2 separate regions of the Homo sapiens genome follow, and region 2 is linked to region 1. Evidence: chromatin loops called from intact Hi-C (ENCODE). Cell type or tissue: Calu3. All regions are shown on one strand. Each heading gives the region's core, and the rest is flanking DNA. Links, peaks and the distances in the headings are about the cores only.

Region 1 (16,779 bases), core at 8,519-11,018:
ATGGAGCTTTTCTTTGACCTTGAAATTAGAAAATGGAGCTCACAGCAAATTCTAAAAAGAGCAAGAAACGGTTGGGGCAGACCTCTAACTGAGGACATCCTACAAGGATTGCAAATAAGCCTTATTTCCCTCAAACACCTTTTCCCTGTCTCCATCATAAAGAGGGCTAGAAAGTGTTAAGAAGGGGTCAGTAGAAATCACTGGGATCACCATGTTGATGGAAGAAGTTATTCTTTCTTACCCACTGGCAAGAACAGGGAGTATGTCCCTTTCCTTTTAAAGACAAGTGAGGTAGAGATATCTCAACAGAATCACTTATAAGATGTGGGGTACCTAGAAGAAAGGAAACCTGGCCTTTTATTCCTTGGATGAATGTTTGTTGAACTGGAAACCTGTAGGTCCACTGAGGGTTTGCTGTTGGAATAGTGTGGAGCATGGTGAAAGATTCTTACGGAGCTGGAAGTGTTGCCCCTGATGCTTGGGAGTAGACATGAAAACAGATTTGTACTTGTGTCTCCACTAAGATAGCTAAGACAGAAGGCCTGCTAAGGCTTCCATGATATAGTATGCCTGGAAAAACAACATGGAGAACCCCCCATCTAAAATCCCCTAGTAAAGTTGTTCATAAAAATTTTTTCCAAGAGTACAGAAAGGGTTTCTTAAAGTTGTGAGATTCCTTACAAAGAGAATTGGAGGTAAGAGGGGGTAGACAAAAGCCTTGGACATACCATGCAAGGCCGTGAGTGTCAAACCCCCATGAGACGAAGCAATGATGTTATTCCTCTCTAGAGGAATGCTCACTGACTTGGAAGATGCCAGGAAGACTCAAAAATCACCAGAAGAAAATAAAGCACCTTTGCAGAGATCATGACATTGTCGGAGACAACTACCCAATGTGAAACCAGATCAAGACAGAGCAGGACCAGGGAAGACTCCATGCCATCAAGGGATGACTAGCTCTGTAAGAACCATGCTTTCCTTGTCTCCCCACATAATACTTCCTTTACAAGGTACTAGTGTAGGAAAAGAAGTGAATTTGTGGACTATGCCCATCTCTATCTCACCACTCTAAAGCCACATGAGTCTATTATACTGAATAAAGGGAAAAGAAAGAAGTTTAAATATAACATGAAACTGTAGTTTTAGTTTAATAACATAGGGTAACTGAGAAAAGCATAGGATCTTCCTAATACATTAATAAGAGAATAAAAGGGCATATTTGACATCACATGGTTGAATTTAGGAATCAAAAAATAATAAAACCGATTTATATTTATATCTTACTCAGGTGATACTGCTTAATAAATTGTGTATTTGAATGAATGAGTGAAATATGAGTGCACAGATATGTTGGTAAGTAAATGGCAACATGAAAGAAAGATTTTTTTCTTATATTAGCCTTTTTCAGGATCTTCATTTTAGAAGTTGCTAGGGAGCAATAATGTTAGTTATTACTTTTCTGTAAACCCACGGCATTAATAAATGCTGTTCTGTTATCTAAACCAGACTGAATTTAATTTATCCCAGATTCCCCATTTGCCTTGGTATCTCTTCAATAGGGAGAAGCATGCTTTCACATAGTGAAAATGGTACAGCATATCAGTTTCACAAGGTTAAAAGTTTCTGTAGTCATGACTTTAAATGCATTTCACTGAATTAGATGAGATGACACACAACAGATATAACGGAGATTAAGTTCAGAATCACAAAGCTATGAACTTATTTGGTTATCCAGTATTATACAATTTATGGGGAAAGAATGTATATAGAAATCAAAGCTACATTTTAACGGTAGAAATGCCAAAGTTTATGGTTGCTTATACAGAGCTGGATCAGGGATCCAAGCCTCTCCACTCCCAAGTGTGCCTGTATTCTTCACCCTTAGTGGTAGTAGAACCTTATGAATTAGAATTAGCCAAATAGGATATATATCATTAGTTACTTTGTAAATCTCATATAATGATAATCATGACCATAGAGCAACACAGGCGATATACCTCTAACATAAACTTGTATTTAGACTCCTCTGTTTATATTGTACAGGTCATACTATGAGCCTAATCCTGAAAAGTTTTTTCGAGGTTAACCCTCATTGTACATCACTTCTGTCACTGGGAACAGAGCAAATTAGGGAGGAAAGGGATTATTGCAGCGACAAACATAACCGTGCTCATATCTATCCACCTATATCGGGTTTCTTGCCACCATAACCATGATAGAATGAGCTCAGAAATCTTATCAGATTCTCCCTGTTGTCCACAACTGGTGCAAATACGGCCAAATGAAAGAAATTATACATGGCTGGTACTCATTTGTTGAGAAAAATATTTAAAAAGGCACACCAACTCAGGTCTCAATAATATAGGAAGATAGAAAAAAAAGGTACAACTATAACATAAACATCAGTTAATCCAAGAATGCTTTTATGTTGATAGGCCATAAGTGAGTTCTACCAAGATGATCTAAAATTACTATTTTATATACTTGAACCATTTAAATGGTTACAGTTACCCAGTTCAGTTTTTCTTGAGGATTACATTGAAAATATGATAATAAAAATTCTTTATTTATGAATTAGTAGTGAAACCCAAGTGAAATGTTTACTTCTTAAACATCAGCACCAATTGTGAATGCCAGCTATATTCTGATCCATTTCTGTTAATAACAAGATAATCTTTTCATCCTTATCCTATAATAAAGCAAACCAGAGGCAATTCTATTTTTATCATTTTATTTCAGTATTTATTGAAATCAAATTTTTGAAATATTTCTTACCTTGGTATTTTATGATCTATGCTGAAGTACATGTCAACAGTGGCTGTATTTGAGAGCCTGCTTCATCCATTTGATGCCAAAAAAAAAAGGTAACTCTAAATATCTTTTTAAGGATTATATGATTCACTTATATGACTGGAAAATTTCAAAACAACTTAGGATTTGTGAACATCATCCAGAGTGCAGTAGCATTCTTAAAAATAAATAAATAAAGCCTCTTTTTCTTTACAATAAAGGCAATAAACATAATTGGTTGTCAATAAAAGGGGAATTATTTAAAAGACTTGTTTTACGCAGTGTCACTGCTTGGCTGCTCACTCAGTGTGGTTCATTATATTGGCTTGTCTCACTTGTGGCAGCAACAGAATTCAATCTTGGCTTCATTTACAGATTGACTAATTAAATTGGGATATAAGTACATTTGCAGAAGCTGGGCCATAGCACACACATTCTCTCTCTCTCTTAAAAAGTTCAGCTGGTGATTGAAAACAAGAGGTAAAATTTTTCCATAAAGAAATGTGCACCTATTTACCAGTAGCTATGTTTTCTTTGCCAATAGACAACATTTTTGAATCACCAAGCTAATTCAATTCTTGCCAATACAACTGTGAAAAAAAAAGAAAATTAAGGCTGAAGTTTTTTTTTTTTAGAAGAAACCCCCTTTTTTAATAAAAATATTTACCAATACAAAAGGCCTATATAAGCAATATATAATAGATATATTATAAACACTGTTTTTAAAGTGCACAAAAATGCTGTTGGTTTCTGGTGGTTTTGGTTTTAGCAAAGTCTTTTTTCAAAGAGGTATTCTGAGGAGCAAATTATTTTGTACCAACCACATTTGGCATTGACACAAAGGCGTCAATTCTATTGAGAGCCATTTCTCCATGTTTTTCACGTTCGACATAATTTTTATTTTTTGTTTAGTTTCTTGCGGTAGTTTAAGGATTATAATGTTTTAATATATTGTTTGAGCTTATACGTCAACACTCTTTTGTCCTGGAATGTTAAAAATAGCTGCTTTTTAACTGGGTCAAACTTTTCTTAAAAAATAACATAGCATGCTGATATCCATGTGTGCTAAATGTTTAGCTCCCACTTCTATGTGAGAACATGTGGTATTTGGTTTCCTATTCCTGTGTTAATTTATTTAGGATTATGGCATATGTATCCCCTGTATCTAAAATAAAATTTGAATTTAAAATAATAGTAACATAGCAAAAAGTTGGGTAGGGGGACTTGTTTGAGATAAGACAATACAACTAAAAAAAACTCACAAAATTGTATGTAAATTTCTTAGAAAGACTTTGGAGTATGTCAACCAGACAACACTAAGAATCGTGACTGGTGGAACTATCAGTGCAATAAAGAAGATGACCTAGCTCTGTCATTTTACTGCTAAAACAGCAATAGTTTTAAAAATGACTTAATGCCTGTTGACTTATTTGAACATGAAATGAATGGAATAGTCTCTCTTATTGTGTTTCCTCTTCTCCGCTAGATTCAGTCTATAGTTCAGGTTTTATTTGGTCTATAGTTATTCTTAATTGGTTGCTGAAATTTAAAAATTGAACAGCAATGTAAAAATCCAGATTCATACTTTATCTTTAAAATTTCTAGAAAGCAAGGGTCTGAATTATTCCCAAAACAATAATCAGCTGAAATTAAGTTGCTGCTCCACCCTTCTGAATGAGAATGGTACTCCAGATTTGATATATTCTCCCCTTTCTGGATTTTCTACAGCTAATTTATCTCACTCATTAAAAACACCTGCCTGTCGTTAATATGATTATTGAGTCTATGATCTTTTCTACTGGCAGCAAAATGTATTATTAAGAGATCAATTCATGGAATAAGATCATGGACTCGAACCACTCTAAACCTCAGTTTACTCATTTATAAAGTGGTGGTATAGTAATAGCACTTGATTCATAAGGCTCTTATAATAAATAAATAATAAATAAATAAAATTGGCTTAGCATGATGACTGTATTATAGTAATATCCAATAAGTACTACATAATAATTGCTAACCATCAAAGTCTGCATTTATCATTTTGGAATTGTATTTCATATAGCTGGGATGAAGACAATCAGTTTTTGTAGATATCTCATGTCTCTATGGCCCTCTTCAAAATGTGGGGAAAAACTGACAGACCTCTTCAAATTATATGGATTTTATATATCCAGTTAATGTCTGATTTCAATCAACTTAGATACATGAATTTTTGGTGCTTTGGAGAAAACATGTATTACTTCAATGTAATTTTTTTTTTAGTTTTATACTTTTTTCTAGAAATCCAGACACTTTAAACCTGTGTGCTGTGTTTACTCTTACCATTTGTGAGTTATTGACTGACTTTTTAAAGAACTAATTTTTCTAGGCCCTATAGTTCAAAATAATACTGCAGCTTTCAGACTTGGTCTGCAGAACTTGAGTTGCGTTTCTGTTATAAGACGGAGAAAGCTTAACCTGAGCTATGTCAACATGTTCAAAAAAGCTGAGGAAGAAAATGCAGAGTATCTTGCTCTGGTTTCAATAATAGTAAACAGAATTTTATTGACCACCTGTCAAACTCTTTGGAAAAGTCATTGGATTCTTTATTCTCTGAAACAATTGTTTAGAGAATGCTATTAAATAACATAAATTGATGGACCTGGCTTTTCAAAAAATGTATACCTGTTTTGAATAAGAAATTTATAAAACTTACATTGGAATTAAAGTGATTTTCAAAATGTATTTTTTTGGTCATATGATAGCTATTGTTTTACTGGCATTTGTATATAAGTATTCAGAACTACAACAGCTAGCAAGGAGATCTCCAGAGGGACCACAATCATCCTCTTAAAAAAAAAGCTGGTCACCTTGAGAGCAGTGAAAGTTAAAAGTTGGGAGGAAATGGGAATCCACAGGGGGCCAAACTCTGCCAGCTGCTCTCTTCCTGTCCAGAATAGAAAGTTGCTTGAACACCAAGTAAGTTTCTAAATGGGTATTTCACCACTTTTAAAAAAATAAAACTCATGATTTGGTACTTCATCTCACTTTACTTAGAAACAATATAATTTAAAGGCTCAGTCTCATATGTGTAAAGCTGACAAAAATCCAAGGCCTTATCTTCTAACCAATTTTTCTGAAATTAAATATTTATGTCATCGACACTTCATTTTGTATTCTAAATAGTTTAGGGAATAGAACAAAAGCAATGATAGAAAATATTTCACTTTCGTTTTTTGGCTCCTAAAATGCCCCCCAAAAAACACTGAGCTAAGTAAGGAAAACACCTAGGTGCTTAAAACCAGATATTTTTAAATCATTTTCTAACTTTTGATCATGTAAGCATTCATGTACAGATTTAAAAATAAATAAATAAAAGTTATAACAAATTTCAGCAGAGTGAAGATCACCTGGTGACCATCAAGCAGGCCATCCAGAGACAAAACTCCTTATCTGAAGAATTCAGAAGTAAATAGACATGTCTGGAATGCATGCATATCCAAACTCAATTATGCAAACCTTGCTTACATTAAGACATCAAAATGTCTACAAATGTAATAGTTTATCATGACCTGTGCAGCTAATAGGTCCAAACTACTCATAAGCTCTGACTTTAGGGTCTGTAAATACCCCTAAGGAAAAATCCACCACAGGGCACTCACTCCTCTCTTACTAAGGAGCCCCGCTGAACTATTCTGTAGCGTTCTCTCTTTCCAATAAAACTTTCTTTTTCAAACATATACTGTCGTTGGTAAATTCTTACCAATCCACGAGTCAACCACTTTCGATGCCAGGGCTCTGACAAGTTGCTCAGTGATATTTATTACATGAGAAAGAATATTCCTAAAAATAATTTTATCATTTTCAAGAATGAGAGTTGTTTTGTGAATTGTGATATATGCAAGATAAACTAATTGTTTTTTTTTTCTTTGCATTGGTATTATGCTATCCTCTACTGAACCAATATATATATTCAGTGATTCTACTTTTTCTTTTAAATTGTATTCAATCACTTTTCACTGGACTTTGGAAATAATTCCCTAATAGTCTTCCTTATGTGATTTATAAAAAAAATAAAGAATAGGCAAAAAAGTAAAGGGTTCTATTCAGACTTTGGAAGACTTAGTAAATAATAGCATATCATTAAATTTTTTATGTGGTGTTTTAAATTATGGAGATAAAAATAAACTGCAGTTATATTTATAGGGTGATTTATGCACTATATAATTTTCAAAACAGAAAAATTTTAGTATCCATCTTTGAAAGATAAATTAAAAAAAACTTGGAAGACTATATTTAGGCTGGGCACGGTAGCTCATGCCTGTAATCCCAGCGCTTTGGGAGGCTGAGGCGGGTGGATCACAAGGTCAAGAGATCAAGACCATCCTGGCCAACATGGTGAAACCCTTTTTCTACTAAAAATACAAAAATTAGCTGGACATGGTGGTGTGTACCTGTAGTCCCAGCTACTTGGGAGGCTGAAGCAGGAGAATTGCTTGAACCCAGAAGGTGGAGGTTGCAGTGAGCTGAGATCGCGCCACTGCACTCCAGCCTGGCAACAGAGCAAGACTCCGTGTCAAAGAAAAAACAAGAAAGAAAGACTATATTTAAATTCCATTTGATTAAAGAGCACTAAAGCTGCAAGATTTTATAAGAAAATATACATTTTATGTGATTTTATTAAAAGTATTTCTTGAAAGATTGGTGGGAATTGAACAACTTCTGCTTGTGGCTGTAACTGATTATGATATGATCACAGTTTTATTTAACAATTCTTATCATTAGAATAGCAAAACACTATTATTTCTCAACGTGTATGTAACTAAGTGAAGTTTGCTATTTAAAATTGGTAAATCACACATTTTTAATACACAGTTGGAAAAAAAGTATGGTGCTACCAAGTACTCATTATATCAGCTTGAAAAGTGACAAATGTTCATTTTATTTTGTTTAAACAGAAAAATAGTCAATTAAAATAATACTAGGGGGCACTGGATTTTACTGACTATGCCTCAGAAAGCTAGCATTGATATTTAAGTCAACACTAAAGGAGGAATTGTAATCTGCATTCCTCCCAAGAAGTCCGTGTCATTAAATGTGTTTCCTTTAGAACTTCTTATATCAGAACTACAAAACTGGAAATAACAACAACAATCCAGAATCTCCAATAACCAGGAAAACTCTTTAAACAAGTAATGGTACAAGGTACAAGTTTAATAGCAAAGATATTTTAATCATTCAGACAAAAATATGTTTATAATCTGTTTCTTTTTTTTTTTTTTTTTTTTTTTTTTTTTTTGAGACAGAGTTTCACTCTTGTTGCCCAGGCTGGAGTGCAATGGCACAATCTCGGCTCACTGCAACCTCCTCCTCCCAGGTTCAAGCGATTCTCCTGCTTCAGCTTCCCGAGTAGCTGGGATTACAGGTGCCTGCCACCATGCCCAGCTAATTTTTTGTATTTTTAGTAGAGACACAGTTTCACCATGTTGGCCAGGCTGGTCTTGAACTCCTGACCTCAGGTCATCCACCCACCTCAGCCTCCCAAAGTGCTGGGATTGCAGGTATGAGCCACCGTGCCCGGCCAAAAATGTGTTTATAATCTAAACATATTTAGACATAAGTGACAAACCTAGGTCAGTCTAATACCATTGAATGAATAAATGTTAGAAAAATACTAAAAAAGTCTTCAGTATGAAGATAGATGTTTTGTAACCCTAAAATTCCATGACCTGACAAGATGTCCTTTATGTGGAAAGGTATGTGGGCCAAGCTTCCTTTGGGATATATTTAGTTGATAGTTTAAATGATAATAGCCCTTCTCTGAACTAACCCCCTTTTGTAAAACTAATGAAATACCACCAGGTTAGGAGTATGATGGGAACCTGAATTGTGCTAAGGTATAGGTGGAGTTATATGATTGTCAGCCATTATTCTGAGGTTGCAAGATTTGCAACTTCCACAATAATTCCTGTAAATAACACCACTATTGTAGAACCTAAGATTGGTCTTGTAAGATGTCTTTCTAGACTTCTGTGTTTCTGGCCACCTGATGGCCCCACCCAGAAGTGGACTCAGAAAACAAGGACCATTTTCCACACTTCTGTGACTGCATCCCCAACAAATCAGCAGCACCTATACCCTATGCCCCTGCCCACCAAGCTATGTTTGCAAAATTCAAGCCTCCAAATTTTGGGGGAGGCCAATTTGATTAATAATAAAACTTTGGTCTCTCATTAGCTACACTGTGTGAATTAAACTCTTTATTGCAATTCCCCTTTCTTAATAAATAGGCTCCATCTGGGAAGTAAGCAAGATGAACCCACTGGCAGTTACACTTCCCCAGTCTTTTAAAAAACATCTAAGAAATCAAGCAAAAATTAGATTGTTATACCAGGAGACAAAAGCCAAAAAGATTCATTTTTAGTTCTTTCACTTCAAAATAGGAATTAAGCAAAAATTCCTAGAGAAGCCTCAAAAGGAGGACTCAAACATAGTATAACAAAGTATGGAAAGACTAGTAGGAAAGAAGGAAGATCCTGCAACCCTGAGATGAGAGTTACTTGCCTAAGTGTAGGGAGGAGAAAGGGACTACAACCTTGCAAAAAAAAAAAAAAATACTTTGGAGGATAAGATCAAAAGATCAGAAAAAAAGGAAAGTGAAGACTGTCATGGCCAAAGCAGGAAGCTAAGCAGAAGGCTAAGGGAAGCCTATCCTTCTGTTACCTTTAGAGGGAGCACTCAGAATCACATTAAAAATGCAAATAAACCCTGTCAGCTTTGATAGTGGCTGAGGGCCTTCAATCAACAGCTGATTGCATATTGCTCAAGGCTTATCTGGTAGGATGAGTAAAGGTGCCCTGTGTGGACAGCTCAATAGCCCACTTAAGCCCAAACTGAGCCAGGGGCTGCAATGATGATATGAAAGGGAAAACTCCATACAGGAGTCAGAGAGTGGGGAAAACTACTTACATGAAAATAAAACATTCTTCAAACTTTCTGAACAAAATAGCATAGTTACCTAAGACAGCTAAAACTTAAAAAAAACAAGAAAGTAGCTAAATAAGTAAAATTACAAAAACCTCTCAGGCCTTAACACAATGCACATTCCAAATAATTTAGGGTATAGGGACATAGGCATTTCATGTGGGTGGGTCTACACATAAAGCCAAAGGATATAAATTTAATTTTATATCTTTCTAATTAATGTTAATATCCATAGAATATTCACAAAAATAGATTTATATTAAGCCAAAAAAATGCATAATATATTATCACAAACTAATACTGGGAAGGGAAAACTTTTCCTCTTCCTATTTAGGTTTAGTACCTAGGAGCTTGTGAATTAAACTGCCAAAGGACAGATTAACAAGAGAAGGAAAAGTTTGCTCATATGCGTATGAGGTCTACAAAGGAAGTGGTCCATTCAAGGGCTAATGTTAGGAGCTTATATATCTAATTTAATAGGGAAAAGCGAAGGTGGAGAAAAACCTTTATGGGAAGAACAGGAGAGTTTCCATAGGAAAGACAAATGGCTTTGTGGGAAAACAAAGACAAGAAAGTTTGTAATCATGATTTTTTTTTTTAACACAGGTGCAAGTGGTCTTTTCCATCTTGTTCATGGCCCTAAAACTACCCTAGAGAGGGAATGTACGATAGTTTCACTTTTGATTTCCTTTCTGGGAGTCAAACCACACCTAAGAGGGGATTTATAGCAGAACATTCCCAGAATTTTCTGCCTTTAGTCAAATAAGGGAAATTCTGAGAAGGCTTATTTTGATGTCTGTTGAATCTTAAAATTTTCAACTTAAAACAATCATTATACCAACTCTAGGCTTTAAGTGGGTCCCCACACTAAATATATAGCCACATTTTAAAAGTTTACATATCAAAACAAAATAGCCACCTGGGGAAAATAGCCTCTTCCATTCAACAGTCTACTTTGGAAAGAAGTGAATGAAATGGCAAGGCGAAGAGCCAGCCAGTCACCCCATGAAATAAGCTAAATCAGTCCTTGTGATCGTGGGATAAGATACCACAGTCAAAACACCTCCGTATTTAAGAGACTGTATTGTTTGACCATAATGCAATAAAAATAAAATAAAAATATCAAAAATGTCAGAAAAAAATTAAAAGCAAATAAACTGGAATAAAAGCATGTAACAAACATGACAGAGTTTATATACTTAATGTATACTGTGCCTGTACAAATAAAAATTCTAAAATCCCAATAGAAAAACCAAGACAGAGGAAAGCTGAAAAAAAATGCAAATAGCAAACAAGTACAGTTAATCCTCATTATTCAGATTTCATATTTGCAAATTTGTTTACTTGCTTATATTTATTTTAAAATTTTTCACCTTTAATCAACAGTCAATATGAAAGGAGTTAGCCAGCTTGCTTTAGGTGGACAGTAAGGAAAGAGTCCCCAGAGAACCTCCCTCCTGTGTTTTGTGCACTTAAGGGACCTTGTACTACGGGGCTTGCCTAAACATGGCCACAGTGGACTAAGGACCCACATGCATACTAGGGGAATACGGTGGAGCCACCAGTAATTCACACCTTATACAAATATAAAATCCAGCCCTATCAGCTTGTATGTAAAAGCCCTTGGATTCAACTGTGAAGGCAGCAACTAGGAACCTGCTCTCAAGACCCCTCTCTTTGCTGAGAGCCTTCCCCTTTCACTTAACAAATTCTACTCCAGCCGGTAGTGGTGGCTCACGCCTGTAATCCCAGCACTTTGGGAGGCCGAAGCAGGCGGATCACAAGGAGATCGAGACCATCCTGGCTAACATGGTGAAACCCCGTCTCTACCAAAAATATAAAAAAATTAGCCCAGTATGGTGGTATGCACCTGTAGTCCCAGCTGCTGGGGGTGCTGAGGCAGGAGAATGGCGTGAACTCGGGAGGCAGAGCTTGTAGTGAGACAAGAACGAGCCACTGCACTCCAGCCTGGGCAACAGAGTGAGACCCTGCCTCAAAAATAAATAAATAAATAAATAAATAATAAATAAATAAATAAATAAATAAATTCTACTCCACTCACTCTCTGAGTGTCTGTGTGCCTAATTTTTCCTGGTCATGAGACAAGAACCCAGACCTAGCTGAGCTAAGAAGAAAAAAAGAAATTCTGCATCAAATAGCAGTGTCTTTTGTGGTCATTCATGAACATGCTCAGAAATCAAAAATTTGAGTTGCCTGCTGCCCATTTTCCCTGCTGAGGTCAAGCAGGACAATGTTCTGCCTTCTTTGCTTCAGCTTTCATACTGTGAATGTTTCCTTTTCACAGTCTTTTAATACCACATTTTTCTAATTCTTTGCTTTTGGTTGGTAATTTTGCTATTTAAAATGGCCCCCAAGTGTAGTGCTGAGGTGCTGTCTAATGTTCCTAAACGTAAGACCAGTGTGATGTGCCTTACAGGGAAAAAAATACGTTAAAATAAGCTTTGTTCAAGCACGAGTTATAATGCTATCTGTACATATTTTGAAACAAAATAATGCTATTTGTGAGTTCAATGTCAATATTTAAACAATTTATAATAAATACAATGTCCTTCAACAGAGGCACATGTAAAAGATTATATTATGGATCGGTTGATGAAAATAAAATGTTGTGACCAGAAGCCTGCAAGAACCTAACCTTGTACATCCCCTAGGAGTAATGATTTAGTATTCACTAATTCAATTGTCTAGGTAACTTTACTGAATGGAACTACTGCAAATAATGAAAATCAACTGTATTTGAAAAAGGCAAATTGATTAATAATCCCAGAAATCTAAATCCAACAACATTAAGCTGCATTTTTTTAAACCTATCAGATTTGGAAAAATATTTTTTTAAAAAAGTTCATCAGTGTTAAGGAGAGAATTGTTAAATTAAGCCTGTGATAAAATTATAGGCTGATACAGACTTTTGAAAAGGCAAATTGATAATATGCATATTACAAAATTCTTTACAAATTTGTACTAATACTATGGAAATCACTAGCTCTGTGGACAAACCTTCTCTCTATAAAGTTGTTAATTATACTTTTATTCCTAAAAGAAACAAACACATAAAACTAACTTTTAATTTTCTCCATTTCACATTTAAGTGAAGGCAGAACACTGGTCTTTTCAAAAATAGGAAGCAAGAAATTGCTGGCAAGAAAAAAATCTCTATCAAAGCACACAGTGAACCAAAGAGATTTACTGCTTTCAGAGCAACTAAAAAGCTCAGTTAAAACAAACCAACAAAAAGACTATGGGTGTTTCTTAAATAAAGATCCACTAAAAAGCTTTCTTAAATAAGCAATAAAAAAAATGAGGGTGACTTGCCTTAAAACAAGAACTCACATGAAGTATTTAGCCAACACAATGCTGAATAAAGGTTCTTTTAAATAACAATTGATTCATTTGGTCCCTTTAAAAACAATTTTAAAATCTTTTCTTAAAGTTTGTACAACTGCTTAGTTTTAATGGTCTAGCATTTTAATTCTATACTGTATGAGGTTTGCAATTCATTTTTTTTTAAGTTCTAGTTCTTTGAAAGGGTTTTATTATTATGCAGAACCAACACTGGTACCTCACCTCTGGAAATAGATGCTAAAATGTATGGAAAGATGGTGTTTAAAAATGTAAATATTTTACTCTTAAATTCATGGCAGAAAAATTATTTTAATGTTAATTTATATTAATTTTAAATGCAAAAAGCTATTAATATTTCCCCAACTTGAAAGAAGTCATGATAATTATATTGTCATTTCTCTTTCCTCACATACTTATACTACTTATTGGTAGCAGTCACTATTAGGACACTCAGATACAAAGATACAGTAATATAAATGAAACTAGTCTAAGTTCAGCTGTTAGAAAACTCATGCAATTTTAAAGCAACATTATCTATTCCCCGAAATTCTAAATAGCATTTATTTAACAGGTCATTCTATGTATGGAGCTATCATGAAATATGAAAAACAATTCAATTTTAAAATGTCACGAATTATGGTGAAGCAGGAGAATTCACTGACCCCCTCACAGGACTTGCCACAGGGGTGTGGCTCGTTTGCTCGGCTGCCATGTGCTCAAACCCCTTATGGGAGAGGGGGCACACAGGCAGGCAGGTGCAGGAGCCAGGGCAACCTCTTTTGGGCTCTGGCCCCATGGTAGCGTCTAAGGGTGTGCTACAATTAATGCTCTTTTAACAGTTGCCTCCGTGGACAGCTAAGTGTTAAATCAGCTTAGCGAAAAGTCAGGGTGACAGTCTTTTACACCCTGCTCTCTTGGTACCCAGGTCCTTGTCTGGTGGCCAGGAAGAATCAGGTCACTCAGACTTAGATGATGAATTCAGGGATTTTACTGAGTGATGGAGGTGGCTGTCAGTGGGGTGGAAGGGAAGCTGGAAAGGGGATGGAGTGTGAAGACGATCTTCCCCTGGAATTTGGCCTTTCATGGCTGATCTCCTGACTGTCTGTAGCAAAACTCCTCTTGATATTCAGATGCCCCTTCTCTTCTCTCCTCTGTCATACCAATCTGCCGATCTGCCAGTGGAAGTTGGGGTTTATATGAACAAAGGATAGGGGTGTGGTGGGTCAGAGTAGTCTTGGAAAAGGCAATATTAGAGTGTGAAAACAGGAATGCCTCTTCCCATTTAGGGCCATGGGTTTCCAGGCTTGAAGGTGGGGCCTTTCCTGGGGAACTGCCCTCTTCTACCCAGCATTTCCCTGCCTCCTGTTTGTATAAATTGTCAGAGGAAAATTCGTAATTAAGTGTGTGGGTGCGTCCATATGTGCACATACACACATACATGTCATGAAAACAGGCATACTAATGCAAAAAAAAAAATTTATTTTTAAATCAGGGGCATGCCAAAGCTCTCCTTGATTCTATTAAAACCGCACCCTTGAGGGTAGTTATCTCTCTAACACACTTGTAGTAACGTACACTCCTTTCCGAAGGAAACAAAACAAACATGACGGAAAGTAAAACCAATGAAGCAAAAATACAATGTAGGAGTGTCCATTTTCTAGAACTTGCACATATTTTGAAACAAAATTATAGTATGGTCATAGTGGATAATGTTCTTTGGTCTTTATATTCTTTTTCTGAAAGAAAAAAAAAAGCATGTGGACTTTCAAGGATTATAGTTACTCGAAGCCATATCTTAAACATGGCCTTGTGATTTGACTCCTCTCCTTCATCATTCCAGACTGTTCTTACTACATAGTCCAAGAGTAGGCTAAAGATCAGCACACACACAACATGTGATAGGAATAGACAAGGATTCAATAAACCCAGATAATACCCTGGACACTACTGCTACTAATTTTCTGAGGTTGCAGGCTCATCCCATTCCAAGAACATTCCAATTCACTTAAATAGGACTTTGCAAAATGAATAGGTTTTTGTTTTTGTTTTTTTTTTTTTTTTGAGATGGATTCTGGCTCTGTCACCCAGACTGGAGTGCAATGTCGTGATCTTGGCTCATTGCAAGCTCCGCCTCCCGAGTTCACGCCATTCTCCTGCCTCAGCCTACCGAGTAGCTGGGACTACAGGCTCCCGCCACCATGCCCGGCTAATTTGTGTGTGTGTGTGTGTGTGTGTGTGTGTGTGTTTTTTAGTAGAGACGGGTTTTTGCCGTGTTAGCCAGGACGGTCTCGATCTCCTGACCTCATGATCCGCCCCTCTCGGACTCCCAAAGTGCTGGAATTACAGGCGTGAGCCACCGCGCCCCACCTGACTAGCATTTTTAAAGGCAGAGATGGGGTGTGGTTGGAAGGCTTATGAGCCAGAAAAAAACTAAAGAATTTTCATTTTGCTTTCACACACCCTAATTAAATGGGTTGATTCACAGTCTTCTTACATCCTAAAACAACATGAAAGCATCGTAAGAGAATGATTAAATAGAATGTATATGTATTCCCCATGTATTGCCTGCATTAGGGTACTAATTCTGATCATGACACCAAAAAGCAATTTCATTATAAATAAAAATAATGGAGAGTTTTCTTTTTTCCTGTGAAACTTATTTAAAGAATGAGTTCTTTAAATAGCAGTATGTTTATTTTGACAATGTGAAATTAAATGTGACAGTCATTTTAGATTCCTAAAGTAAAAAAACTGTATAATACATTCATATACTCTAGCCTATTACAGTGATTTGTTATTATATTAAAATCTGTAACAATTATGAGAGGAAACGTTTTCATTTTAAAATAAAGATACTAAGTGCATAACTTATTAAATGATGGAAAATGAATTAAAATTTGTAACTGTATGTTCACAAAGAAGTAAAGCAAATACTCAGTGTTGTTTTTTGTTCTTTTAAAAATCGTTTCTGATAATATTCCTAGGCAATTTAGGTAAATCCAATATGGAAGTCAAGTAATCCAGATAATTGTTCTTATTCCCCTTCTAATAGCCATATAATCATCTTTAACTTAAATTTTAATGAGGCTTATCCAGTCATGTGCTACATGTTTTAAGTTTCCCAGTTTTAATTACTAACTTAGTAGGCTCGCCATCCCCATGATAGTGCCCAAAAACCTTTACCAAATCCCAGGGGCTCCTTAGAAGGTAGTATGGAAACCAGTATCATCTTTATTTTTATAATAGAAAAAATTGACGTCTGAAGTATGTATTTGATTTCCTTGAAGTAATACAGGCAGGAACAGATCTGAATGATTTTTTTTTTTCTATAAACTCTGCCTTTTCTAATCTCACCTTGACAAAAACCATTTTGTCCAACAAAGACTGGAAAGTATATTTTACTCTTATTTCTACGAGATGACTTTCCATAGTCTTACCACACATTGATTGTATATTGGATTTTCCTTGGATTGCATATTTTATGTGATAGTGTGTTTTCAGTATTGCAGCTCATTTTGCAACACCCTGACCACTTGTATAACTTTGTTAGTTCGTGGGTAACATTATCTGTCCATTCAGTTTACATCTCTCAGTTTTATAAGATATTTTATTAAAATCTTCCTTAATCATTTTTTCTAGATGTATTAATAACGATTACAAGCA
Region 2 (16,779 bases), core at 5,373-7,872, 450 kb after region 1:
GCTTACTTGCTTGCTAGCTACCCAAAAGACATGCTGACCTTTGAGGTTTTTTGCCCTTTGTTCATTGTTACTGTTCTGCTGAGATAACAAAATTCAGTGAAAACTTTCAGCTCAGTATTTCCAATAAAGATCTTTGACCTTGGGTAGGATTTTTTTTGGTACATGACCCAAGACTTGCTCTGCTTGATTGTTAATCCATATTACTGTGCTGATTTAGCAAATCATTTTGTTTAGGCACCAGCAAAGAGCCTTTATTAGATGGGTGTATGTATAAATCCTGCTTAATGACAGTGCATATGGTATGGCTGAATAATAAGACATCCAGTATTTATGTGGTTGCTTGTGTCAACAAAGAGCTAACATTTTCTCATTGCATGTCCTAAGATCTTAGAATCTGCTACCCAGACTTTAAAACAATGCAACATAATCCCCTGAAGTATGAAATATCTGGTGTCTTTTTAAACGTTGCTGGTTAAAAAAAAAATGACAGCATACAGTTGGAAAGATATACAGTTATCTACTACAGCAGTAGACCAGATGTCATGATGAGTTTTTGAACCATGTACTTGAGAAAGATATAATGCCACACATTCAATGGAAAATTACGTTATATAAAATTAGCTGTTTCATTGAGAAGACATATAGTAATGTGGTTAAGAGCACAAATTTTGGAGTTAGACAACAAAGTTTCAATCTTAATTCTATGAATTGGAAGGTATAAGATCTGGGGCAGCAACTCTCAGTATCCACATCCCAAAAATGGAGATGATAAATGTAAACCTCATGACGTTATCGTGAGGAAAAAATAAGACATTGCACATAAGGCCTTTAGGATAGAAGCTGGCACAAAGTGAGCCCTCACTGTTAGCTAATTTTCAGATTGAGGCAACATATAGGGGAATAGAGTGTAATCATATTACCATGATACATTTAAGAGAAGGCAGTAATTACAATTATTAAAGTTTACTTTGGAAGAATTCCCAAGAAAATAATGTTTGTTCAGCCCCAAAAGACTGGTATTTTCTGATACCAGTCTCTCTTTTTAGTTACTTCCTCAGCCTTAGCAAGAGAATCTTTTGTCGGCCTTTCTCTTTTTTATATGTTTTTATTCCCTTGTTTTCTTTAATCTTAAAAACAGCCTTAGTAGCCAGTGTTTGCGAATTACAAAACAGAGAGGATATGTCATTATTTTTAAAGCAAAAACAAGTTTCTTTCCTGTAATATATAAAACTGCATTCAGGGCCAGGAGCGGTGGCTCACACCTGTTATCCCAGCACTTTGGGAGGCCGAGGCAGGTGGATCATGAGGTCAAGAGTTCGAGACCAGACTGGCCAACATGGTGAAACCCCATCTCTACTAAGAATACAAAAATTAGATGGGCGTGGTGGTGCATGCCCATAATCCCAGCTACTCAGGAGGCTGAGGCAGGAGAATTGCTTGAACCTAGGAGGCGGAGGTTGCAGTAAGCCAAGGTTGCGCCACTGCGCTCCAGACTGGGTGACAGAGCAAGACCCTGTCTCGGAAAAAGAAAAAGAAACACTGCGTTCAAATGTAGAAATTTAAGTTAGAACTTACACAAAACAATCCTCATACGTATATTTTGTCATTGACTACATGCATTTTATGTTTGGCTTCAATTGAAACTTCTCATTCATCCCTGACTCTCAAATTCATGACTAATTTATCTCCAAGTAGCGAGATTACAGGCAGTTTTAACTTATTAGTTTTGGCTTACCGATGTTTTACAACTTTTTTCAATAGCCATATGTTACCTTTATAAGAAGAAAAAGCACAAAGAAGGTGAATTTTATAAACCTGTCCTTTTTAAATTTCCTAAAATCCTATTTGGAAGTGAACTTTTCTCACTTCAGCTCCTGGAATAAGCTCTTTGTATAGATTTTTAAATTTTTCTCATTCTACAATACGTAGAACTATTGCCATTTGTAAACAGATTTTTAGCTCCTTCAGGAAAAAAAGTGTCCAATGCAAATTGATTTTTGAATGTCTCACAATAACTTATAGAGAGTGCTTCTCAAAAAGTACTATAACGTAAAGTAAAATGAACCTAGAATTAGAATTATTGGCTCTGCGTTATCCAAAGGCTTCAAATTACCCTTCAATATACATGTCTTTGGATATTCGTTCAACCTCTTCATCTCCCTAATTTTCTTAATAGACATCCCACCTCTCTCCTACTTTTTCTAGATTGCTTTCTAATTTTTTTCTAAGCCTCTTAATACTTAAAAAGAAGCAAATTTAATTTAAATAATTGCTTATACCAGTAAAATAAGAATGTACAATCTACCTTCCCCAATGTTTTCCTGTATTCATCCATTCCTTCAAATTCCAGAACAAGTCCTCATCTACTTTTCCCACTTAAAGTGCTTTGAAAGGATGATGTGTCATATGCCATATATTATTAATTTATCTTCTTGGAATGTAATTTTACCAAGAGAAAACATCATTTATTTACATATAATCTGAGTAGATACAATAAAAATTTACATCCTATCAGTATGAAACACAAATACTGAATAAGTACATTTTACTAAGAAGCATATTACAAGATATTTTTATATTATTTTAAAGCTTCTGTGCTAGAAATAGGAAATAAGTTATTATGGTCTGCAACCTTAGTAACTCTGTGCAAAGATTATATAAATATTACATAGATGTGTATTTCTTGTTAATAAGGGTGTAGTTGGACACTGTAGCTAATAATTGTGATAATTGAAATAAAATAATTGTGATAAATGAAATAAAAATAAATGTATATATAACACATATTAATAGAACTTTTTAGTTTGTTTGCTTTTTTTTAATGTATTTTACAATAGTCCAAGGTTATTCATTAAACATTTAAAAAAGAGCTTCTTCAAGCCCTCTATTTCTAAAACTTATCAGGGAACGTTGTTATTATGAACTAGATTTAGCTCTTGATTCACCATTATAGAAATTAATAAATGCCATCCAAGGTTACACCAAAACTCTCATTCAGTTAAATGAATTTTTTTATTGACCTCTTTATTAGGAGTTTTTATCAATAGCCCCCAATCAGCAAAATTAAAACTTACTGGTCGAACAATTTTGGCAAAATGACAAAGCAAAGAGTCTGTATTACCTTCCTTGGAATATATTCAAACCTAAACTGGACCATTCTTATAATTGGCTACATAGCATGCAAATGTGTGGAAAGGAGTGGCTTTTACATTAAAGCAACTCTTGCACCCCACATTGGCTCTCCAAATTTGGCCCTATGAAAAATACTAAAGTGAAAATGACAGTCCTGCGGAAGACACCAGTTATTTTATCTGTGGATTGATGGATCATAATGCTCTCATTTAATAAAAATAATAAACACCCCATTATTTTCCACAGCCAATTTGGTGTTCAGGAATATTCCTCAGTTTCTTTTTATTATGGAATTTGTGCATTGTAAATAGTTAACAACTACTTAAAATTAAGATGCCTCTACCCCCTAAATAGCCTATTATTTGACTGTTAGCACCAACTGGGGTTCCAGTGTATTTTGTAATAATTGTGAGAATAATCACAGTGTGATATTTAATACAAAATCTTTTTTAAATGCAAAGTCTTTCTTTTTTTATATGAATATCAGTAATTCATTAGAAACCTATTATGCCAGGATAGCTATGTTCCTATCATTTGTTTCTTTCAGAGAAATGCAGTATCATTGGTATCAAGGAAACTAATTAGACTCAAGGACAAAATTATTTTTTATTTCTCCAAATTGTACTTAAAAGCTATATTGGTGTCATGAGATTATTTCTAGTGAAAAATGTCAATTACTTCCTTCCCAAGCGTTTTAATTTTTGGAACTCAAAGGTCTAGTACTCCAGCACCACTGAGTGACACAATAATGAACTCTCATTGTGAGTATTAAAACAGAGCAATTTTGTATGAATCTACTATAGCTTGGTAATATGCTTAAAACAAATCATAGACTCCAAATTTCATTTTAAGTAATAGTAAAATTATAGTAGATATGACCATAAAGAGAATTAAAGGTTATCTATTTGGACTAATTACCAGCTACATGAGATTCTTCCACAGCTTACCTAGTATCTGGTGCATATCCTTGCTTTAGCACTGCTAGTGATAGGAGGCTCACAGCCTCATAACATAGCAAATGTATGATTATTATTTATAGAAGTTTCTAAATTCCCTTTGTATTAAAAAAATGTTCTTGAGAAAATTCAGGTAGTTAATTGGCTTGGCGGAAAAATGTATGGTGGGATTATGAAGAAAATGTGGTCTAGGATTCCTAATGTGTATTAAACCAATAAAAAAAATTCTACTGGGATTATTGGGGAGCATCACTATTTGGAAAAAAATAAGAAAGCTTCTGTTTCCATGGCACCATCTCTTAAAAGAACACTGATATGTTGGAACATATAAGAATACTTGGATAATAAGGGGATTCAAAAACTACGTTATATGAGAAACATTGAAAGAAGACCAGAGTAAGTTAAGTATGTAGAAGAAACAATATGGAGAGGTAGTGGGAGAAGGGGAAAGAGGAAAGGGATGATAACTTTCCTTGGAAAGTGTCAGGCTTTTCCTGTCTAGTGCTAGATTCTAGTGTCAATGAATGCACTTTATAGGATGAGGACACTTAATGTAGACTAATTCCCAAAGACAATGGCTGTCTACTTTCCAGTGGAGACTGCTGCCTATAACTGATAACATCCAAGCTCATGCAGAATAAGAGATAAGGAAGAGGGCGTTTTCTAAGATCAATTTCAATTTTAAGAAACATAATGTTGGTTTATAAGTGGTCAAGTTGCAAGCAAAGGGTTATGAATAAAACCTTGAGACTGGCTGCTTTTGTGAGAAATTAAGTATTAAAATATCAGTATCAAAGGCAAGAGGTGTGCAGAAGGAAAGGAAATAAAGAGAATAGTCTCCTGGGTATCTTCATGAACTCTCTTTTAAATATACAGGAATAGTTAGCCACATGTGCATACTGGACAAATTATCCCAAATTTTTTCTCGGTCAACAGGCAAACATCTGCATAAACAGGACAGTATAGTTGAGGAAACATTCATGCTGCTATTTTAACATTGCTTCACCATGTTGATTTTGGAGCAGGTTACTATGTTTACCTTTAAAAAACTATCTTTAAAAACAATTGTGTATATTACATATATAATATATAATTTTATATATAACATATAGATATATATCATATAGAATATATATTATATAGATCTATATTTTTATATATCTATATAATATATTATATATAAAATATATAATATATTATATATGTTTATATTATATATAAATATATAGAAATATATATTATAGATCTATATTAATAGATATAGGTATATAATATATCTATATTAATATAGTTATATAATATATCTATAATAATATAGTTATATAATATATCTATATTAATATAGTTATATAATATATCTATATTAATATAGTTATATATCTATATTAATAGATATAGATTATATATCTACATTAATAGACATAGATATAGATTATATATATCTATATTAATAGACAAGATATAGATTATATATCTATATTAATAGACATAGATATAGATTATATATCTATATGAATAGACATATAGATTATATATATCTATATTAATAGACAAGATATAGATTATATATCTATATGAATAGACATAGATATAGATTATATATATCTATATGAATAGACCTAGATATGGGTTATATATATCTATAGGAATAGACCTAGATATAGATTATATATATCTATAGGAATAGACCTAGATATAGATTATATATATCTATAGGAATAGACATAGATATAGATTATATATATCTATAGGAATAGACATAGATATAGATTATATGTATCTATAGGAATAGACATAGATATAGATTATATATCTATAGGAATAGATATACATTATATATCTATAGGAATAGATATAGATACATATATCTGCATATAACACTTCTGTAAAAAGTAAGAAACTGTTAACAATTGTTTTCTTGAAGAATGAAATGCAGGATTAGAGAGTACATTTTTACTATAACTTTATACCACTCATATATGAAAGGAAAGACATACTTGGATTAAGACAAATAATGTGGATAATAGCAGGAACACTGTAAATCAAAGAAATCTCAAAATACCTTACTTATGGATTTTACATTTTTTAATGATATGTTTCTATGACCTATAATCTTTCTAAGAAGCCAATATGTATAAATATTCTCACATATACCTACCTAGATTTAATTTAGTTCAAAAAATGACTGCCTTGAATAGTCTTTTGTTCCTTTAAAATTAGTGGTCTACATTAGTGCTAACAAATTGTGGTCCACAGACCTGCAGCACCTGCATCACTGTGCTTGTTAGGAATGCAAATTCTTGAGTCCCTCCCAAATTACTGAATCAGAATCTTTAGAGGTAAGACCAAAGACTCTGTGGTGTATCAAGTTCTTCAGGTGATGTTAATGCACAGAAGAGCTTCGTTCTTGGGAACTGCGTAACCTAATAGCACCATCTGTTGGTAGTGACTGTCCCAGAATGAAGACATAAAGTCCCAAAGGGGAAGATGCCCAGACGTTCAACTTCCACTAGCTGTGATGCACTCTATGAAGGACTGGAAATGGACAGAATGCCTGATGTAGAGATATACACATACAGATGCACACATTTTCTCTGCTAAAGGAAATATATGTAAACAAATAAACAAACACCACTACAAATTTCTTCTTAAGTACAAACAAGGAGCTGGTGAGGCACAGAAACTGTAGCAATCAGATTGATCAGAGGAAGTCATGAAATGCTCAGAAGGAGTGGTGACATTGAAACCAAGTACTGTCAAATTACTTAGCCACAATTATATGTGTAACTAAGTAAATAAAAATAAAACAATTTTTAAAATCTAACCAATATTTACTGAGCTCTTACTATGTACCAAGCACTGTTTCTGAGGTCCTGTCTCTGAGACTAAAGATTCAAGTCCTGGACAAAGCAGAGTGGCAGGCACACAGCAGGCATGCAATCAATCTCTGGTTAAATAAATGAGTAAACATGAAAATACTATACGTTTGGCTAAATTCTTCATAAAAGAAGATTTTTAAAATGTCATCTTGCCTAAAATTTCTGCAGTGAAAAGGAACAAGCTCGTCATTATCTGAATTATTTGTGTTTTTTGAAAAATTGCCTTCATGCTTTGTAAAATTTTGAATAAATGTTAAAAACCCTTATTACAACCTCCTACACAGCTTTCTAGTAAGCCACGTTGATGAGGTACCTGGTGAGTGTAGAGCACTGTATTTTATATATATTCTACATCTTTATACAGATTAAAAGAGTCTTTGAAAAGGTATTCAGCATTCCAAATCACAGGCACTTTCAAAAGCACTTTCTATACCAGGATACTAACGTGAGGAAAAGGGTAAGTAAGCCAGTTTTAAATCTTTTATTTCTGCAGGGTTTTGTTTTGTTTTGTTTTGTTTTGTTTAAAGTGAAGACTTTCCGTTTTCTGTTTGTTTATGGCCGCTACACACATTCTAGAGTTTTATAGCCTAATCCATGTATTTATCTAAACTAATGTTTATCATAATAATCATGATGGGTGATGACCCGTGAGCCTGCATAATCTCAATGTTTTCCTGTTATCCATTAATATTAAATCTTGTGGTTCACTAGGGACTACCACAAATAGGTTTATGTGTTCACTGCCAGGGTTACATTAGGTAAAAATGGAGACAATTAGCTGTACTTCCTTGTAAGAATGTACGGGCATTGAAGCACTGACACTGAACTATTTGCCAGAAACTACCCAAGGAGAAGCACAAAACTAATTCATAGGAATGCCAGTTTGGCAAGTGTCTTTTGTGAAATCACTCATTTTCCAGGCAGAATTTAGAAACAGAGCTTCCACTGTTAGTGAAATTTAATCACTGTCAATGTCCTGATTGTTGGGATTTGAAAAATAGGGAATCCCTCCAAAAGTGGTACATTCACCATCTGCATGATACTGAATAAATCTTCATAGAGACTTGGTTACATCTTCACAAATTCCAGACATTATCTAAGTGATTTGATTGGGGGTACTTATTAACAGCTGTATGTAAAATCTACTAGGAACTCCTTTATTAGATACAAATAGATCCTTATATATTTATTAAACAAATATCACTTCCAAGAAAACTTCTAGAGGTTAGTATGGGTTAAGAACATGAGAGTTTAAATCAGGTAAAAGTAGGATCAGTTTTCAGTTCTGTACTTTCTTGGCTGAATATACGGAGGCTCATTTCTACCCAACAGTTGAAAATATTGAACAGGTGTCAGGAAGTAATCAATAGTATCTCTGTTTTAGAGATAAGAAAAGGCTGAGAGAAGTTAAGTAATTTGCTCCAGGTCCCATAGCAAGTAAGCCAGAAAAGTTCTAAGCTTCAGATCTACTCTATACAACTCCTACATATTTCTTCTTATAATATCACTCCTTTCTCTGTTTTCTTCCATTCCTCTTCCCAGAGGATTGGATGTAAATAATATTTACATTGATAGTCACTCTATTCTCTGCTGATGTTGCTGAACAAAAAGCATAGTTTAAATATAATTTAAATAATAGTAAATACACACGGTAAAAGGGGAATATGTAGAGAAAGTTTCATAGACTTACTGATTCCTGTACAGTAGAGAGGTTTTATTCTGTTCTCAACAAAATGTCTGAAATGGCTAAAAACAAGCAAAACAAACAAAAAAACTCTACCACAAAGACACACAGGAAACAAACAAACAACAACGAAACGAAGAGAGTGCACAGAAAGAAAAGTAAGCAAATAATTAATTCTTGACTAACAGTCCATATTTTATGGAGATAATGCAAGAAAGAAAATAAACCACCATTTCAGTGTGGCATGGATTACCATAGTAACATACTGGGAAAACCTTGGGTGGTGAAATGCAAGAATTTTTTCTTAAGTGCATGTGAATAACCGCAGAGAGAAACTACACTTCCCTATCTTCTTGGCAGCTGCATGTGGCAATATGTCTAAGTTCTCATGAATGGGATGTGAGTAAAGGTGATTCACACAACTACCACATCCGTTCCTGAAAAGAAGATCCATGTCCTTCACTGCCTTTCTCATTCATTCATGGGCTGGAACACTGATGTGGTGCACAGCAGATCCAGACATCCTTAGAAATAGTGAGCCACGAGAAAGAAGAAACCTGGAGAAACCTTGTGGAATAAACCTTCCTATTCCCGCAGAGGGCCACCCTGCCTCTAGACTCTAGACTAAGAGTGTATAACACATTTTTATTTTGTTTGAGTCACTGAATTTTTGGATCTTATTATGGTAGCTGTGTCTATACCATAACTAATATGTAAATAGGGACCTACATGTGGGTACCATAACCAAAACTTAGCAGTTGGGCTGTGGGCAGTGAGGAAACAGATGGTCCTTATTCAGCCACAGCCACCTACACAGTTGTTTTTGGCCAGAATACACTTGCTCTAAAAAATGCTCTCTGCCCATGGCCTGCAACCTAAATTACCCAGGAATCTGGAAATTTGAGGCTTTGCAGGTCTGCAATGATAACTGCAATCTCAGGGGCAATTAATGACTTGTTGCTCATGGAAACTCCTCACTTTCCTGAGTCAATTGCTCTTTGGAATTGAAGTGGTTGATTTCTAATCAGCATTCTATTAGGCACTTAGTCTTTAGAGTACTTTTAAAGGTGAGCAATAGATGTGAACTAGTAGGTCACCAAGGAGACACCTAAACTTAGGGTGTTAATTTACTTTGCCAGAAACCTATGCTGGAGTAAAGTTATGTTAGGAAAGGCTGCTGGTGGGCATCTCCTCATCATTCGTCAGGCCTTATGAGAAAAAAGAGGTAGATATTTTTTTTCCCTTGGCAAGTTAAAAGAGATCAGCTACACAGTACCTAAAGAGTTCCTAATTGGAGTATCATGACCCTAGAAAATCAAATCACATTCAGTACCTTCTCTCTTCTTCACATAAAATGGGATTCTCTATACATTCTTAACAACAATAACAAATTCATAGCAAAATTATGACTATGTCTTGGGTAGCCCTACAGAGCATATTAATATACAGTTTAAATTAACCTTGAGTTTTTAAGTCCAAGATACTTTGTCCTGTTGTATCATGACTCAACAGCCAAAATTAAAGCATGGATATAACAGTAATACAAGTAAGAAGTAATTCAGCTAAGATCAATCTTAGCTGTAGACTATGTTTACGCACTAATGGATTCTGGCAATCTCTAATCAGTATCTTCAAGACCTAAGTAGGTCAACAGCCTGAAAAATAGGAAATCATCTTCAGCGTAAGATCACAATAACAAAAATCAATATGCTGCTCAGTTGTTATATTTTAAAACAGCGCTATGAATCTATTCAAGGCCATAAGGAATAAAAATATCAAGAACTGATAAATAGAGGTACCTCATTTTTGTCCCAAGTCTACAGACCAGAGTATCTTTTTGTCAATAGTCTTGCTCCTAACTTTAGCCTTAGGTTATTAATATTATCTAGTATTGGTTTTAAGAAACTCAAGAAAAAACGATTGCTAAAATTTTAATGTAAAATTTTAAATTGTTTTGGTACACTATTTTGATGCATCATAATTAAATATTAATACTTGAAGTTTGGCCATTTTTTTAAAGATTTAAAAATATTATTCTCCATCACTATTATGTTTCTTTCATTTCTTAAATTTAAAATTTTTTACTTGTTTTAGGAATGGTGAATATTTTTCCAGAAATTTGTTAAATGATTATTCTCAGAGAAAAATACTAGTTCTATCAAAGGTCTATGATTGATTTCTGTCAGCAGTGCAACTGACAACTTCCTTATTATTTAGTTCGGTGGTGAATAAGAATACTAACCATATGCCCATGATCACAATTGAGAGAACATATCTAAGCCAAATGAAATTGATGCTGATAAAATGAGGTGTCACTTTATATCAGATTAGATTATGTCTGTTCTTGTTATCACATCCCATTAAAAATGATATCATTCATCCAATTAGATGTATCATTATTTTTAAGAAGTGCTTTCTTTATGGTTAAAAGTCAGTATTAATTTGGGTAGTAGATATCTGTTGTAATTTTAAGAAATGGGTATGCATTGGTGTGATAAAGTAAATTTGTTTTAAATAGGGAATAGTTTTATCATTGCCAGCACCATGCATTGAATATTGTAGGTGCATGGTAAATGACAGCTTTTATTGATCATGAGGATGAAAAAGTAATTGAAAATTGAGGCACAATTGGCCTAAACTGCATTCTAGAAATCTGTGATAAATTCATTTGAAAAATACATTTTCCTACTTACCTATATAATATTGTATAATATAAATAATTGTTTTTAGTCTTACAGAATTTAGGATATTGTAAAATTTGTAAAGTTCGAGGTAGAAACAAATCGTTTCATCCAAGTTCCTTATTTTGCATCCAAAAAAACAGAAACTCTGAGAATTTAAATGGATTTTCCATGATCCAAAACCTTGAACTGTACCCTTAACTTCAGACTAAGGCTAAGTTCTTCTGGTTATACCACCTGCCTTCTTAATTGCTTTGGGCTTTGTGCTTACTCTTTTGACCCCTGAGACATGCAAAAAGAAAAGAAAATGGTTAAGAAAAATAACAGAAGCTGCATGCACTATCTAAAACCATTCACGATATACTAAATTAGCTACCTAACTATTCCATCCACTTTAAGATATTTAATGCATCCAGCATTATAGTGCACTTATGTCAAAGGAACATTAACTTCATTCTCCTTTCCCCAAGGCAACCTGAATAGGAAAGAAACAAAAGTATACTGGGAAGAGGGTGTGATACTTTTTAAAAGCAATCTTATCTCTGCATTAGTACTTAAATAGCTAAACCGCTGGATTGCTTTTCCAATTTACTAGGCTTGTAGGTTTTTTACAACTCTCATGGAGAGTATATATCCTGTAGACGTTGCATTTTATTCAACTTTTCCAAAGGGAATTTATGTAATAATTCAACTGATCCTTTCTCTGGCTCACTTAGCTAGTTGGATCAGTGGATTACAGGGAATTTAGGCCTAAGTCTAGATGAAATTCTGAAATTCTGTTTATGTTTTAGCACACTGATGATAAATTATTCTCTAGGGAGAAAGGAAAGGAGAAAAATTTTTGTAGCAGAGGCAATCAATACAAATTTGATAAATTGTGGACATTAAAGAAATTATATGTTCTTTAAAAATAAAGTACTTTTTTTTAGGAGGTTTTATAGAAAACTCCAACTAGTTTCAGGTCAGAAGATTTAGTAATAATCAAGCATAATTAAGTATACTTAGTAGATCTGAATATGAGAGAGGAAATTGTGTCAGGAAATATAACCTCTATTTTCCCCATAATCATTAACTGCTGGATTACAGCAAGGTCTTTGTAGTACTCGTGGAACATGCAAGATTCCTATTTACTTTTCTTTCTACTATTGATAAATATGCTACTTATAACTAAGACTCCCAGAAAAAGGTGGGCATTTGCAATGCAGATTGAGTAATCAAACTATGAATTAACTAGTCTACCTTGTGGGTTTTAAGCAGGGTAGAACTTGGTTAAAGATTATGAGCTTTTTGAAATGAGGGAAATTATATTTTAAAATATTCCTAACACCACAATGCATAGCAGAAAATAAAGGTTAAATGTAATTCTTACTGGATGATATCACAGGATTATTTACTATGATATAGGTTTAGATATGCTATATGCCATTATGTTCCTAAAATGAAACTCCATATAAAATAAAATCTACTAACATTGAAATTAAATATTCCAGAACTTAAGCCAACTTCTATAAATCCTAAACATTTTCTCCAATAGATTAATATTACAGAGAAAGGTCTGGGCCTATTTTATCTCTATTTGTTGGTTTATCTGTGTTCAAAATAAATTTAAAAGTTAAACAGGAAACTAGGACAACTAATGCCTCAGGGCTAGAAGACAGCAAAGATGGGAATCTTGGAAATTTAAACATCCTGTCTCTGTGAATATCCCCATTTATTACCTTTCTGCATTACCAATTTCACCTCTTTACAATGACCTGGCCATTTTCATTTCCCACAACATGTGCACTAAATTCTTTCAGAAAGGCTAAATGTCTTTGTTTAAACATGACATAGCCTAGTCTAAGATTGAAATCAGAGATTGTCAATTTTCTTCACTTTTCACAAATCTTCCTCTCCTTCTAATCTGTAATTAAAGTGATAATGGTTACATGTTATAGTACAAAGACAACCTCTTTCTACTATACTCTAATATAAAGACAAAATGTGTTTGTCTTATCTAGAATTTTAGGCAAAAAAATAAGTGAATTCTTCACAATCTATATACTGTAAGTCTTAACATTACCACGATAGCTTATTTTTAAAAAATATTTTATTATTTCCAGAACAGATTGCCAATAGAAGTTAACCATCTCCTATGTTTTACTTACAAATTCACTTAACAAATGTTTAGTAGTGCCTGTCAACTTTGCAACAAGGGTTATACAGAATAGAAATGAGGATATAAATGTAAGTAAAACAAAGCTCCCAGCCTCCAGGAATCTACAATTTAAATGGAGAGATGTGTTATACACAGAAACACTTTTAACATTGGGTCAAAAATAATAGGTAAGTTATATAAAAGAGGAAAAAGGATGTATAATGGAGGCTGAGAAGTCGATTCAATCTAAGCTGACCTAGAGAATTCAGGGAAGGATTTATGAGCACGGTGTCACACGAACTATGTCAGAGGCTAAGAGGTACCTTTCTTTTAGGAAACCTAAGATAACATTTCAGTCATTTGGATAAAGCTTTTTGGAATGGACCCAGAGATTTCTTTTCCATATCCAATAGCTATCCACTTATCTAAAACTCAGAGAGGCAATGGACTGAGTTTTTCTTACTCCCTCAGTATAGTACTAATTAATTTACTATTACTCCCCACTACTGACCTCTACTACACGTTCATGATTCTGTTTTGCAGATTACTCACTAAACCTGATGTCTGCATTTGCATACTTAATATTATCTCTGGCAATCTCTACATAGCTCCATAATAAGGGCCAGAGAATACAGACTTTGAAGTGTAGATCAGATCTTCACAGGCACCTGCAAGGGTATTCCAGGCAGAGAAAGTTGCACAACCGCTGGCTTCACTCCGTAAAACAAAGTAAGAAGTGTTTAAAAGAAAGTTGCTTGTTTAAATGGCTAGATGTATGAGCGTGCTTAAGAACCTAGGTCATAAGGAAAATGAATTTCAAATATTCGAGTACCTTGAATACAGGGCAAGGAAATTAGACTCCATTCTGTAGACAACTGGTAATAATTGCATATTTTTTGAGGAAGGAAATTTCCTCACTAGAAATATGGAAACAAAGATTTTATCTCAAAGCACCCTGGAATATTAGAGAATTAATTAATATGAACAATAAGACCAATTAAGAAACTATGATAATACCATAATATGAGACAATAAAGGTAGAGGTAGCAGAAATGGAAATTGGGCTTGGAAAGGGATGTGAAAACTTCTGAAATCTTGAGCAAACAGAACTGGATATATGAAGTGGAGAGAAGCTAAAGATGGTGTTAAATAAGCCTGGGTATTAGGTGATTGTTAGAACCTTAATAAAACCAGTGTCATTTACAGGATAGGCATGGCAGACAGAGTAGTTCAGGGTTTAGATTATTAATTCAGCTCTAAACACATTGTGGTTAAACTACGGTAGCCGACATCCAGATGGAGATGTTCAACATTTTGTTAGAAATGTTGATCCAGATTTGGAAGAAGTAAGCACTAGAGCTTTTGAAATGGGAAATATCTACATAGAAGTGAGATTGGAAATAAATAAATTGCCAAAGAAAAGAGTGTAGAGAGAAAATAAAAGTCAGGCAGAACCTCCAAGTACACTCCTCTTTAAGAAAACAGGATGAAGGAAATATATCCATGATGAAAACAGAGAAACATTAATTAGGGAAGCTAGAAGAAAATGAATGAAATACAACAGAATGTCAGTAAGGAGAGGATAAAAGAAGAGGGCTACTGACATTTTAAAATGCAAAAGATTCAAGGAGTAAGAAGTTTGAGAGAAGTTGTAAAACTATGTAGTATCTATAGAACAGGTTGAGAAGAACCTAAATTTAAAAAGTGTAAAAATAGGTAAGGAATAAAATGAAGTAGAAAACGTATGGTGTAAGAAAGAACGAGATCATGTCCTTTGCAGCAACATGGTTGCAGCTGGAGGCCATTATCCTAAGAGAATTACACAGGAACAGAAAACCAAATACAGTATGTTCTCACTTATAAATGGAAGCTAAACACTGAGTACTTACGGATATAAAGATGGCAACAATAGTCACTGGGGACTCATGGAGAGGAGAGGGAGGGAGACGGGGAAAGCTAACCGTTGGGTACTATGCTAACTATCTAGGTGAAGGGATCATTCACATCCCAAACCTCGGCAACACACAACATATCCACGTAACAAACCTGAAAATGTACCCCTAAATCTACAATAAAAGTTGAAATTATTTTACAAAAAGGAAAAATTAAAAACTATACTGCAATTTATAGGATTCAGGAAATAAAAGATATATTAGATTTCCAAACTTAGAAGATTGAGTGAAGATTTTGTTTGAGAAATGAAGGACTTATTTGTGTTAACAGTTTTTGAAAAAGATTCTAGTACATAATCAGAACCTTTAAATGTGGACTATAAGAGAGATAATGTGGAACACATTTTCTAAGGCAATAATGGCAGAAGACATGGGACAAAGAATGAGGGTTAAGGAGTTAAACTTGGAGAGGCAAACTGGTGTTTTTATCTCTGAAACAGGAGAAAAAGAAGAATCTGTGAAAATAGCAAAGCAGATGTTCATTGGAGAGTAAGCACGTTGAAGGACTGAATTTAGGATATTCTTGATCTTAAAGAAATAACTAGTGAGGCTAGTAGTGCAACATGGACAAAGAGAGAATAAGAGTTGGGCTGGGGCATAAGGAGAGTAGAAATTATTCGAATTTGAATCAAGGTGATGTGACTTCTCTGATAGACTTTTGAGGCTACATAATGGTCATTTTATTCATGTAAATTCTCCTGTTATGATCCCCGAAGTTTGGTTATGTGTCAAAGGGATACGTTCAGCATGTATTTGAAAGAAAAATGGGACATCAGTACTAGAAGCTCCTAAAAGCATGTGTCAGACACAAAGGACAAGAGAAATGATATAAACTGAAGGGAAAGATGGAGCTTCATCGAACAGAGAACAATGTAAAAGTAGTACACTCTAATGATTTATACTGTGGCAAAAGGTCAAAAAATAAGCATGAGTTTATTTTTCTAAGTAACTAAGAACAGTGCATTATATCTGGTAATAAGGGTTTTTAAAAATAAAACCTAGCAATAAAGATGTAATAATAATGATAATCATAATCACATTAATAATGAATAAAAGAACTTGAAGGAATAAGACATTTTAAATGAAGAATTTATTTATATTCAATAATGTTTTGGGCAACCTGAAAAAGAATTTGTGTGCTGAGCAAAGTTGGTAACCTTGATACTGCTATAATTAGCTCTGTTGTCTTGGTCCACTATTAGAGCCACCTAAATAATTGTTATTTACATTTGTGAATTAAGAGTCCATTGTGTTTCAGAGTTGTAGGCCAAATACACCCAATGCTGCATACTGTGAATTCAAGAATTCACTGCTCTAAGAATGAATGAGAACATTTTTTATGTTTCTGGCTTAGTGTC

The links. Hi-C counts contacts between places; a loop is a spot of excess contacts. Peaks named below come from ENCODE experiments on the same cell type or tissue, not always from the same donor. Only the 100,000 strongest peaks of a DNase experiment are listed, where the experiment ranks them.
Region 2: a loop joins it to region 1, with 2.4 times the contacts of the local background. A loop is called at or near these places in 2 of 110 quality-filtered maps.

The regions. Positions count from the first base shown.
Region 1 is chr2:141,100,298-141,117,076 of GRCh38, forward strand. The region is part of intron 7 of LRP1B (LDL receptor related protein 1B); the gene reads right to left. Among named protein-coding and RNA genes, the nearest start is that of MIR7157, 520 kb to the left of the region's middle. In Calu3, for the core only: a CTCF peak has its summit at 9,497; no DNase peak of the experiment used is centred there.
Region 2 is chr2:141,548,475-141,565,253 of GRCh38, forward strand. All of the region lies in intron 2 of LRP1B (LDL receptor related protein 1B), which reads right to left. Among named protein-coding and RNA genes, the nearest start is that of LRP1B, 570 kb to the right of the region's middle. In Calu3, for the core only: no CTCF peak of the experiment used is centred there; a DNase peak (open chromatin) is centred at 6,537.